Regions from separate parts of the Homo sapiens genome. Here region 1 is linked to region 2. A link is a loop called in an ENCODE intact Hi-C map of the cell type or tissue named here. Cell type or tissue: GM12878. All regions are shown on one strand. Each heading gives the region's core, and the rest is flanking DNA. Links, peaks and the distances in the headings are about the cores only.

Region 1 (5,384 bases), core at 310-5,309, 280 kb after region 2:
TGCCCACATCCAATACATTGTCTTCCTGAATTTGAAAATCCAAGAGAAAATAGGAGAAAAGAGAGAGAATCTCTCTTCATTTTCATAACCCCATTCTTTATGAAATCGTTAGAGCTGGATCAGGACTAAGTGTTTCTTGGGGAGTGCACACTGTCCTGGCCTGCTTCTAATGGGCTGTGGTGTTGCCAGGATTGGAATTACTCTTTATACATTTCACAGTTTGCATCACCTGCTTTTTTTGATAAGTTGCCTTGATTTAGGACACCAGTTTCGGCCTCCTTGGCTCTTACTACATAGTGATCTCATTTTAATAGGATTCGAGTAACCTGATATATTCTGATCATAATTTTCCACTTGTGTCCCCTGGGTTTGGTGTCTGGTACTTAGAGCTCCCTGAAACTGTGGTGTTTGTAAGTTTCATAGCTTGTCATTGTCTCACTTCATGTAACACCTATAGCACGTTTGCCACTAGTGGACATTGTGTGATTCTGAGACGAGTTCTTTTAAGTACATTCACTAACAAAGATATAATTCCTCAGAAACAGGTAACAAACATAACTTCATATTACCCACATTGGCAAGATAGTCCTCAATTCACCGAGTTCAAAGCACTCGGGCCCTCACTAGCAGACTGCAATGGCCAGCTCACAGGAGGCAAAAATACATTTACTTCAGTACAGAATAGTGAATATAATGCAGATTTTACTTTGCAACGAGAAGGCTGGCAGAAGGACAAGTTTAACTAAGTGTAATTTCTAAGAAGGCCAATTAAGTGGATTCAGCTGGCTCAACTCTTCAACCCAGCCTGTTGTCATATGCCAAATTATGCAGCAGCTGGTCCATTATAAATAATTTAAAAGATAATATGCAAAAATGTTGGTTGTCTCTTTTCCCCCTGGCCCCACCAAATTTCTCTGTACTATTCTCTCTCCCTCTCCCTCCATTTTTTCTGCCTCTCTTCTCTGGATCTTCCTCTGTTGTCCTTTCCTCCCTCATTCTTTCCCTGCTCATTCTTTCCCCCCTCATTCTTTCCCTCCATGCCCCCTCTCTCTCCTCTTCCTTCCCTCCCTATCTCCCACTCCCTTTTTCTATCTTTTCCTCCCTCCTCTTTTTTTTTTCCTCTTCCTCCTTTTCTCACTCCCTCTTCCCTCCTCTCTATTTCTTTTTCTGTCTTTGCCACTCCCCTTCACCTATTTCATCAATTACAAAAATAATTGGGGGTAGAGAATGGTTGTTGTGTTAGGAAGAGAAAATGTGGTAATTTGCCTTACAAGAAAACAAAGAACATACTTTGGGAGAATGGTTTCATGTAACAGAGGAAAGTGACAGAAACTTGTGATGGTTTTTAACGTGATAGGATTTATATATAGTAAAGAAGTATACAAAAAATAGTAATTACAAAACTCAATTGATTTATTAGTAATAATTTGCCTGACAAATTTTGTAGAGTTCTGAGGTAAGTGAACTAGATATTTCTAATTCTGCATGGACTCAGACTGTTTTTTGCAGCTGGCAGCAGGATGGCTGTGCATTAAAGACAGGTATATTGATGTATTTTCTTGCCTCGTTTACTATAAAATTGGGTTTTCCATTTCCCGTAGGTGACTAATCAGAGGTAGCCTTCTGTTTTAGTCCCAGAGACTGATTATGTATTTTTTTATGTAATATACTTCTAAATTTAAAACATATACTTCTTTTTTAATGATTTTTTTCTTAATTTAACGAAGATTTATAATATGTAGATGAAGCCCCCAAATGGAACAATTATTTTAACCAGTCTCTTAATTAAAACTTTATTACTTACAGTTTGTGGAATGTCCAGGAAAAAGTATAAATTTTAAAATGTTTTTTGGCCTTAGGTACAGTTTTTTGTTGGTAAAGTACATTTGGATTAGAGGAGAGGAGTAGTTTTTTTTCTGAGTAAAAGAAATATTGACTTTTGGTAGTCTGATTTGTCTTGTCTAAAGAGCAGAGTCTCTTGAAAGTGAAAATGTGTCATACTCTCAGCAAGAAAAAAAATGCACTTCTAGCTGCTTCTTTTTTTTTTTTTTTTTTTTTTCGTGCCTATCAGAATCTTTGCCAAGAACTAGAAGCAAAGTTTTATGAAGGGACTTTTAATTGGGAAAGTGTCAAACAGCATGATGCCGCCAGCCTGCTGAAGCTCTTCATTCGGGAGTTGCCCCAGCCACTGCTCAGTGTGGAGTATCTCAAAGCCTTTCAGGCTGTCCAGAGTAAGTGCTATCCCTCTTTGAAGCAGTCCTTCTGCTGGTGCCATCTATGTTAATTGTTTTAATGACATTTGGCATCACAAAGAACGCAACCAGACGTATTTGGGTGGACATATTGACTCAACTGATGTCAGTGGGTGCTCAGCTGCCATGCATTGTTTTCTGTTTTTCTTATAAATATGCATTCCTGAGTAAACAGATAACAGAATGTTCTCTTTGGGTACAGATTAATTGCACGACATTTAAGCAATACAATATATTTCAGTGTTAAAACCTGGAAACTTCATGTTTCTCTTATAATAGAATGAGTCACATAAGATCTCTGATACAATTTTCTTGCCAAGTGTTAAAAAGCAACACTTACTGGAGAAGCTGTGGATGAACAGTTATCATAAAAGCACAAGGAGAAGTGGTAGGGTCTCTGAGCATTTCTTGAAAAATTAAATTCTGAGGTTGTCATGCAGAAGTGTGGAGCAAAGCATTTTGCTGCCTCATTGGTGGAAGGTCACAAGCTGCTTCTTATGTACTGCCATTTTGTCGTCTTGGGCAAGCTACACATTAGTGTCTCTAATAGTTCTCGATTCTTTTTCCAGTGAACCTAGATCTTATAAGGTTTATCTACTGGCCTAATTATCCATTTTACACCTAGAGGCCATGAAGAAAAGTAAAAATGCCATCACTGCCTTCAAGTAACTGTATCTTTATCTTTTAAACAGGGACACTTATAAGAATGAAAAGGGGCACTATTAATAATTATGGTGAGCTCCCAGCACTTTGGGAGGCTGAGGCGGGCAGATCACTTGAGGTCAGGAGTTCAAGACCAACCTGGCCAATATGGTGAAATCCCATTTCTACTAAAAATACAAAAATTAGCCAGGCATAGTGGTGCGCACCTGTGATCCCTGCTATCCGGGAGGCTGAGGCAGAGAATCACTTGAACCTGAGAGGTGGAGGTTGCAGTGAGCCAAAATCACACCACTGTACTCCAGCCTGGGAGACAGAGTGAGACTCTGACTCAAAAAAAAAAAAAGAATAAATTGCGGTGAGCTACAGTTTCAACCAGAACTGTACCAGGCTATTCTTAACACATACAATATTGAGATGGTTTCATGAGTCATCTCGTATCATGACATTTCTTCAGAATTTCTAGGAGAGACGGAACTGAAATCTCTTCTGTTTAAAGTATTTTTTTCTTAACATGTTTCTTCTTTAAATAGAATAAATTACCTTCTGTGGGAAATATTTTTTAATGTTTAAATTGTGCTACGTTGCATACATTTCCTGGATATGGATTAAAGGACCAAATTTATTGCTGAAAAAGAAATGCTGGAATGATTCTAAATATCCATGAGTATTACTTAAATGGGGTAAGGGCTGCTGAAAATGATAACATCAATGATAATAATGCACCTCTTAGACTGTTGAGCTGCTGCTTCGTTTTCTAATTTATTCCACAGGCATTTATAAGCACCTATTGTGTTCCAGGCCCTATTTTACATATTCCTGTTGGAACTGATGGACTCTTACCATGCATTTGTTCACTCGCCATTAAAAGAAACAAACCACTGTTACGGACGCACCCTGATACTGTATCATGGAAGGTCCAATCCTCTATGTCTTTTCATTGGGGAATAATTATCACGCAGAAGTTAAAATTATTTCCAAAGCACTGTTGTGTGTCTGCAAACATAAGGCCGCACGTCATATGATCACAGTTGGAAGTGAGCATTCTGAGAGAGAGGAAGCTCCTAACAGCAGCTGCTTCTGCTGATCTCCCACAAACACACTCTCAACAAGGCTTGCAGCTCAGTCGTTGTGTCTTACATTTTACAGTCATGTTTATGCCAAATAACTTTTTTCTTAAAAAGTGAAAAAATAAAGTAAAGGAAAATGTTCACTGAAGAAAAGAGTTCAGATTTATTTAATTTGTCTGCAGATCTTCCAACCAAGAAGCAGCAACTACAGGCTTTGAACCTTCTTGTCATCCTCCTACCTGATGCAAACAGGGACACACTGAAGGTCAGCTTGGTTAATTTACATTAAATATCCCTTAGAAGTAAGCACAGTAATTTTTCATTATTTGTGGCAAAACAATAAGATGTGTATCTTGGACATGGTCATAAAAGTCTATAAAGAAAAAGCCTACTTTTAAGGACAGAGGGTGAAAGCCTTTAACTCTTTATGAGGTTGTTATGTTACTAATGTTATTAAGTTTTTGTTTTTTTTAATTTTCACTGTAACATTTCTTCTTCCAAACCAGACGATTGAGGTTCGTCGGTTAATGGAAACGTGGGTGGTTTTTTGTTTTTTTTCTCCTTCTTATTTCTTTTTTTTGCATTTATCAAATTATATTTAATAAGCAGGTAGCAGTAAGGTAAAATATAAATGTTTAAAACAAAAATCCTAAGTTTTATCAAATATAACCCACTACTACCTAAAGATATGACAGTTTGTAGTTTGAAATGGTAGATTTTGAAGTGAGTCATAATGGTGATTTGACACAATTGTTAGCCAAAAGATAGACCAACTCAAACAAATTCTAATTATTTCTCTAAGGGTTCATCCGGAGTTTCTGATTTATATCACCATTTTGAAGTGATTTGCTCTAATGTTTATATAACTTAATATCATCTACTTTAAGTGTTGTCAGAAGCTCTTATAATCAGGGATTGTGCCACACTGATTTATTTTCCTTAACAGCAGAGTTTATAGAGTAGTTGTAAAAGGTTTAATTATAAACTCTTAGAAAAAGGAAAAAAAATTAACTTAGTAAAAGTATTATCTTAAGTTTTTCCCTTGCCTTAAAAATATTTTTTATATGGGTAAAGGGCTTCTTTACCCTCTTCATTTTTTTCTATTTAAGATGAAATCTCATGACAAGAGCTTTCAAGTTAAGAAAACAAATTTACTAGTTGGTACATCTTGGAATTTTTTTCCTGTAATTCATTAAAACTCCTTGAATTGTAACTGCATGAGTGATAGTTCTTTAATGCCCATGGAATGAATATTAATACTCAACTTTTCTTGATGAAGCAGCTTATGGGGATTACTGGAGGTAAAACGCTACGTCCGCTACAGGAGAACTTCCAAAGGGTTATTCCCTTTCCTAAATCAGAAAAAAAGCCTTTTGCTTCACTGGTTGTCAAATGAATAACC
Region 2 (5,384 bases), core at 108-5,107:
AAATTATATAAGGCTTTATGAGAAAACATTAAAGCTAAGATCCTTTTATTGCATGGAATTCAGAAATGCTTTATGTCAAAAATTGGGGTTGAAATGCTCCTTTAACTTACATCTTCCAATCACTTTGCATATTTGGAAAACACTTCAAATTGATGAGGTGCTTTCTTCATCAGAATGTTTGATGTTAAAATCCAGTTATTGCTCTGATTTCCCTGCAATGTGTGTTTTAAATCAGAAACTTAAAATAAACCCTAAGCTTACTTAGGTATGATGAAAAGGTAATTAAAGATACACAAAATCATTCCCCTTTTATATTAGGGCTACATAAGATAATAATCATAAACTTCAACTACTTCAGTAACCCGTCTCAAAAATTAGCATTTCAATATTTTTAAAAAATCTATTCTTCCCTAACAAAGTGTGGTCTGGAAGGATCGATTTTTCCAAGAGTTGTCAGGTTTTTTTTTATCTTGTTTATTTAAATTCAGGAAAGACTACAACTTCCTAAAGTATCACAAATTTGCGACATTGACAGGTTTATCTTTTTATCTCTGGTATAATTATATAGATCTCTTTTGCATCGGTACTTGCCACTCTTTCATTAACTCGAATAAAGAAATCTTTTTATGCCTTGTATTGTTTTAACATATTTCCTCTTGACATGAAAGACTATTTCATTGTCAAATTATTATAACCTGTGCGGTGCCATATCTGCATTTATGTTGAAATCTTATTTAATTTTACCTTTGTCATATGGGAACTGAAGTAATTTAAGATGTGATATTAAATTTTGGATACTAATAAAAAAATTTTTTTACATTAATAAAAATTCTTTTTATACTAAAGGCTTGCTTAGTATTCCAGTTGCCCTCTGGAAACAGCTGAAGGACCTCCTTAGGGTGAATCATGTTGCACTGAGGATTTTCTGCTTTTCTGATAATTAACCTCCCTTGGCAGACCAAGAGAGAGCCACACAATGCCAAATTTCAACACTGTCTTTGGTCGTATAGTCAAAATTTTTATTTAACAGAATGACTGATGTGATTCAAAATAATTTTTTAAAAAGCTAATGTACAAATTTTAGGATCTCATAAAACTTGAAGCATATGTTGAAAGCCAATCGAATATAATCATAACAATATTAGCAACTCTTTCAGTGTTTTTCTGAAAGCAGGTTTGAAACAGGAAGATAAAGATAAAATGAAGGCCTTTCTAAGTATAAAAAACTTATTTAGAAAATGAAGCAAATTTCATCATGAGAATAAGTCATTGCTGCCAGTGAAGATACTGAGCTAAATAGTGCTCAAATAGATTCAATAAAAACATTAATCCCAAGGTTTCCTAGATTAGATGAATTGAAGGATCTCATGTAATACATTTCTATTGCACTTATAAGGAGTGTTATACTATTGGCAGCTAAGATTTAGTGGGTACCTACCATATGTCAGGCAAAAACTGTATTACTGAGTTCTCATATGAACTCTCAGAGGTAGTTGCTATAATTATTCATGTTTTGAAGATGAAGGGACTGATACATACAGATAAGTTAAGCAAATCTCCCAAAGTTATGTGATTATTAAGTGGTAAGTAGCTGGGATTTGAATCTATAATCAGGCTCCAGAGTCAAATATCTTAACCACCACATCAACTCAACTGGGTCATATCTATATTTTAATAGTAGGATTTGCTTATCATCAAGATAAGTCATTATATGACAAATGAAGTAACTGCAGATCAGAAAGTTTAAAGAAATGATCCCAAGTCATTCAGTTAGTAGGAAAGCCAAGAATGAATCCTGGTTTCCCTGTCCAATGTGCCCCTCCAAACTGCTGCCTCCCAGTTATATAATATGTTAAGAAAACCAGAAAGCAAATTTAGAAATAGAGTCTGTGGCAAAATGACCACAGAATAATGAAACATGACCAAAGCGATTTAATCATTTCGATTTACATAGCCTGTCTAGGTGCCCCCTCCCAACTCCCACTCAAAGTTTTCTATTCATCATGGCATTTTAAGAAGCCTCAATAAATTGATCTGACTGAATTTCTTAGACATATATAATTCAGCCAGTGTCCTGAGTTATGGCCATGAAGATGACACAGTTTTAGCTCATTTGTAAATGATGTTATTTAAAGCATGTTATTGTTTGGATTGTAGATTAAGAAGGTAGGAGCTTTCTGAGCTATTCATCTGACATCTTTTATTAATTTTAAATTAACCTAGAAATTAAACTGAATTACTTTTTGAGGATGAAAAATTGGTTTGGTAATTATTAGCTTGCATTTTATTCTTAGGTCATGCCTTGAGTTGCTTATATAACCTTCAGAAAGTCAATAAATCTCTCCAGTGATCCACGGAGGGGAAGGAAGAGTAGTGTGGTTAGGTGGCCCGCCTGAGAGCCACAGTGGGGCAGGGGAGCCCCCACACCCCAGCCAAGGGAGGCTGTTGGTGCCCCTCGAGGTCAGAGATCCCAGAAGAAAAAGCAGGCACCCATCTTTGCCGCTCTCCAGCCTCCTTGAGTGACATATCCAGGCACCAGAGTGAACCAGATGAATAGGGCCTGAAGTGAACCCCCAGCAAACCGCAGCAGCCCTACAGAAGAGGAACTGAACGTTGAAGGAAAAACAAACAGAAAGCAACAACAACGGCAACATCAACAACAAAAAGTCCCCACAAAAACCCCATCCAAAGATCAGCAGCTTCAAAGATTGAAACTAGACAAAATCAAGAAGATTAGAAAGAATCAACAAAAAAACACTGAAAACCCAAAAGGTCAGAGTGCCTCTTCTCCTACAAATGATCACGATGACTCTCCAGCAACGGTGCAGAACTGGCCAGAGGATGAGATGGACGAATTGACAGAAGTAGACTTCAGAAGATGGGTAATAAAAAACTCCACTGAGCAAAAGGAGCATATTCTAACCCAATGCAAAGAAGTTAAGAACCTTGATAAAACATTAGAGTAGCTGCTAACTAGAATAACCAGTTTAGAGAGGAATATGAATGACCTGATGGAGCTGAAAAACACAGCATGAGAACTTCATGAAGCATACACAAGTATCAATAGCCAAATCGACCAAGTGGAAGAAAAGATATCAAAGTTTGAAGACCATCTTGCTGAAATAAGGCATGCAGACAAGATTAGAGAAAAAATAATGAAAAGGAATGAACAAAGCCTCCGAGAAATATGGGACTATGTAAAAAGACTGAACCTACAATTGACTGGAGTACCTGAAGGACACTGGGAGAATGGAAAAAGGCTGGAAAACACACTTCAGGACATTATCCAGGAGAAATTCCCCAACCTAGCAAACAGGCCAATGTGCAAATTCAGGAAATACAGAGAACACCTCTAAGATACTCCCAGAGAAGATTAACCACAAGACACATAATCATCAGATTCTCCAAGGTCAAAATGAAGGGAAAAAATGTTAAAGGCTGCCAGAGAGAAAGGCCAGGTCACCTACAAAGGGAAGCCCATCAGACTAACAGCGGACTTTGCAGCAGAAACTCTACAAACCAGAAGAGATTGAGGGCCAATATTCAACATTCTTAAAGAAAAGAATTTTCAACCCAGAATTCCATATCCAGTCAAAACTAAGCTTCATAAGTGAAGGAGAAATAAAATCCTTTCCAGGAAAGCAAATGCTGAGGGATTTTCTCACCGTCAGGCCTGCCTTGCAAGAGCAAACTGGAAAGGAAAAACTGGTACCTGTCACTGCAAAACAACCCAAAATATAAAGTCCAATGACACCATAAAGAAACTGCATCAACTAATGTGCAAAATAACCAGATAGCATCATGATGACAAGCAAGCTGGATAAAGAGTCAAGACCCATCAGTGGGCTGTATTCAGGAGACCCATTTCATGTAGAAAGACACACATAGGCTCAAAATAAAGGCATGGAGGAAAACTTACCAAGCAAATGGAAAGCAAAAAAAAAAAAAAAAAAAAAAAAAAAAAAGCAGGGGTTGCAATCCTACTTTCTGACAAAACAGACTTTAAACCAACAAAGATCAAAAAAGACAAAAAAGGGCATTACATAATGGTGAAAGGATCAATTCAACTAGAAGAGCTAACTATCCTAAATATATATGCACCTGATACAGGAGCACCCTGATTCATAAAACAAGCTCTTAGAGACCTACAAAGAGACTTAGACTCCCACACAATAACAGTGGTAGACTTTAACACCCCACTGTCAATATCAGACAGATCAACAAGACAGTAAATTAACAAGGATATTCAGGACTTGAACTCAGCTCTGGATCAAGTGGACCTAATAGACATCTACAGAACTCTTCACCCCAAATCAACAGAATATACATTCTTCTCAGTGCCACGTGGCACTTATTCTAAAAACAATCACATATTTGGAAGTAAACCACTCCTCAGCAAATGCAAAAGAACTGAAATCATAACAAACAGTCTCTCAGACTACACTGCAATCAAATCAGAACTCAGGATTAAGAAACTCACTCAAAACCACACAATTACATGGAAATTGAACAACCTGCTCCTGAATGACTCCTGGGTAAATAATGAAATTAAGGCAGAAACCAGGAAATTCTTTGAATCCAATGAGAACAAAGAGACAATGTACCAGAATCTGTGGGACACAGCTAAAGCAGTGTTAAGAGGGAAGTTTATAGCATGAAATGCCCACATCAGAAAGTAGGAAAGATCTAAAATCGACAACCTAACATCACAATTAAAAGAGCTATAGAAGCAAAAGCAAACTAATCCAGAGGCTAGCAGAAGAAAAGAAATGATTAAGATGAGAGCAGACTTGAAGGAGATAGAGATACGAAAAACCCTTCAAAAAAATAAATGAATCCAGGAGCTGGTTTTTCAAAAAAAATTAACAAAATAGATAGACTGCTAGCTACACTAATTAAGAAGAAAAGAGAGAAGAATCAAATAGACACAATAAAAAATGATAAAGGGAATATCATCGCTGACCCCGTAGAAATACAAAATACCACCAGAGAATACTATAAACACCTCTACACAAATAAACTAGAAAATCTAGAAGAAATGGATAAATTCCTGGACACATACACCCTCCCAAGACTAAACCAGGAAGAAGTCAAATCCCTGAACAGACCAATAACAAGTTCTGAAATTGAGGCAATAATTAATAGCCTATCAACCAAAAAAGGCCCAGGACCAGACAGATTCACAGCCAAGTTCTACCAAACCTACAAAGAGGAGCTGGTACCATTCCATCTGAAGCTATTCTAAACAACTGAAAAGGAGGGATTTCTCCCTAACTGGTTTTATGAAGCCAGCATCATCCTGATACCAAAACCTGGCAGTGGCACAACAAAAAAAGAAAACTTCAGGCCAATATCCCTGATGAACATCAATGCAAAAATCCTCA

Evidence for each region. A loop is a pair of places that touch in the nucleus more often than their neighbours do. Peaks named below come from ENCODE experiments on the same cell type or tissue, not always from the same donor. Only the 100,000 strongest peaks of a DNase experiment are listed, where the experiment ranks them.
Region 1: a loop joins it to region 2, with 4 times the contacts of the local background. A loop is called at or near these places in 4 of 110 quality-filtered maps.

What each region holds. Positions count from the first base shown.
Region 1 is chr6:129,604,740-129,610,123 of GRCh38, reverse strand. ARHGAP18 (Rho GTPase activating protein 18) reads left to right here. Exons shown (of 15, transcript NM_033515.3): 9 at 2,072-2,231; 10 at 4,165-4,247. Among named protein-coding and RNA genes, the nearest start is that of ARHGAP18, 100 kb to the left of the region's middle. In GM12878, for the core only: no CTCF peak of the experiment used is centred there; a DNase peak (open chromatin) is centred at 3,313; H3K4me3 peaks cover 315 bases; H3K27ac peaks cover 3,919 bases.
Region 2 is chr6:129,879,944-129,885,327 of GRCh38, reverse strand. All of the region lies in intron 3 of LOC105377999 (a long non-coding RNA gene), which reads right to left. Among named protein-coding and RNA genes, the nearest start is that of TMEM244, 21 kb to the right of the region's middle. RefSeq lists enhancers at 2,501-2,550, 2,601-2,830. In GM12878, for the core only: no CTCF peak of the experiment used is centred there; a DNase peak (open chromatin) is centred at 2,647; H3K4me3 peaks cover 844 bases; H3K27ac peaks cover 1,268 bases.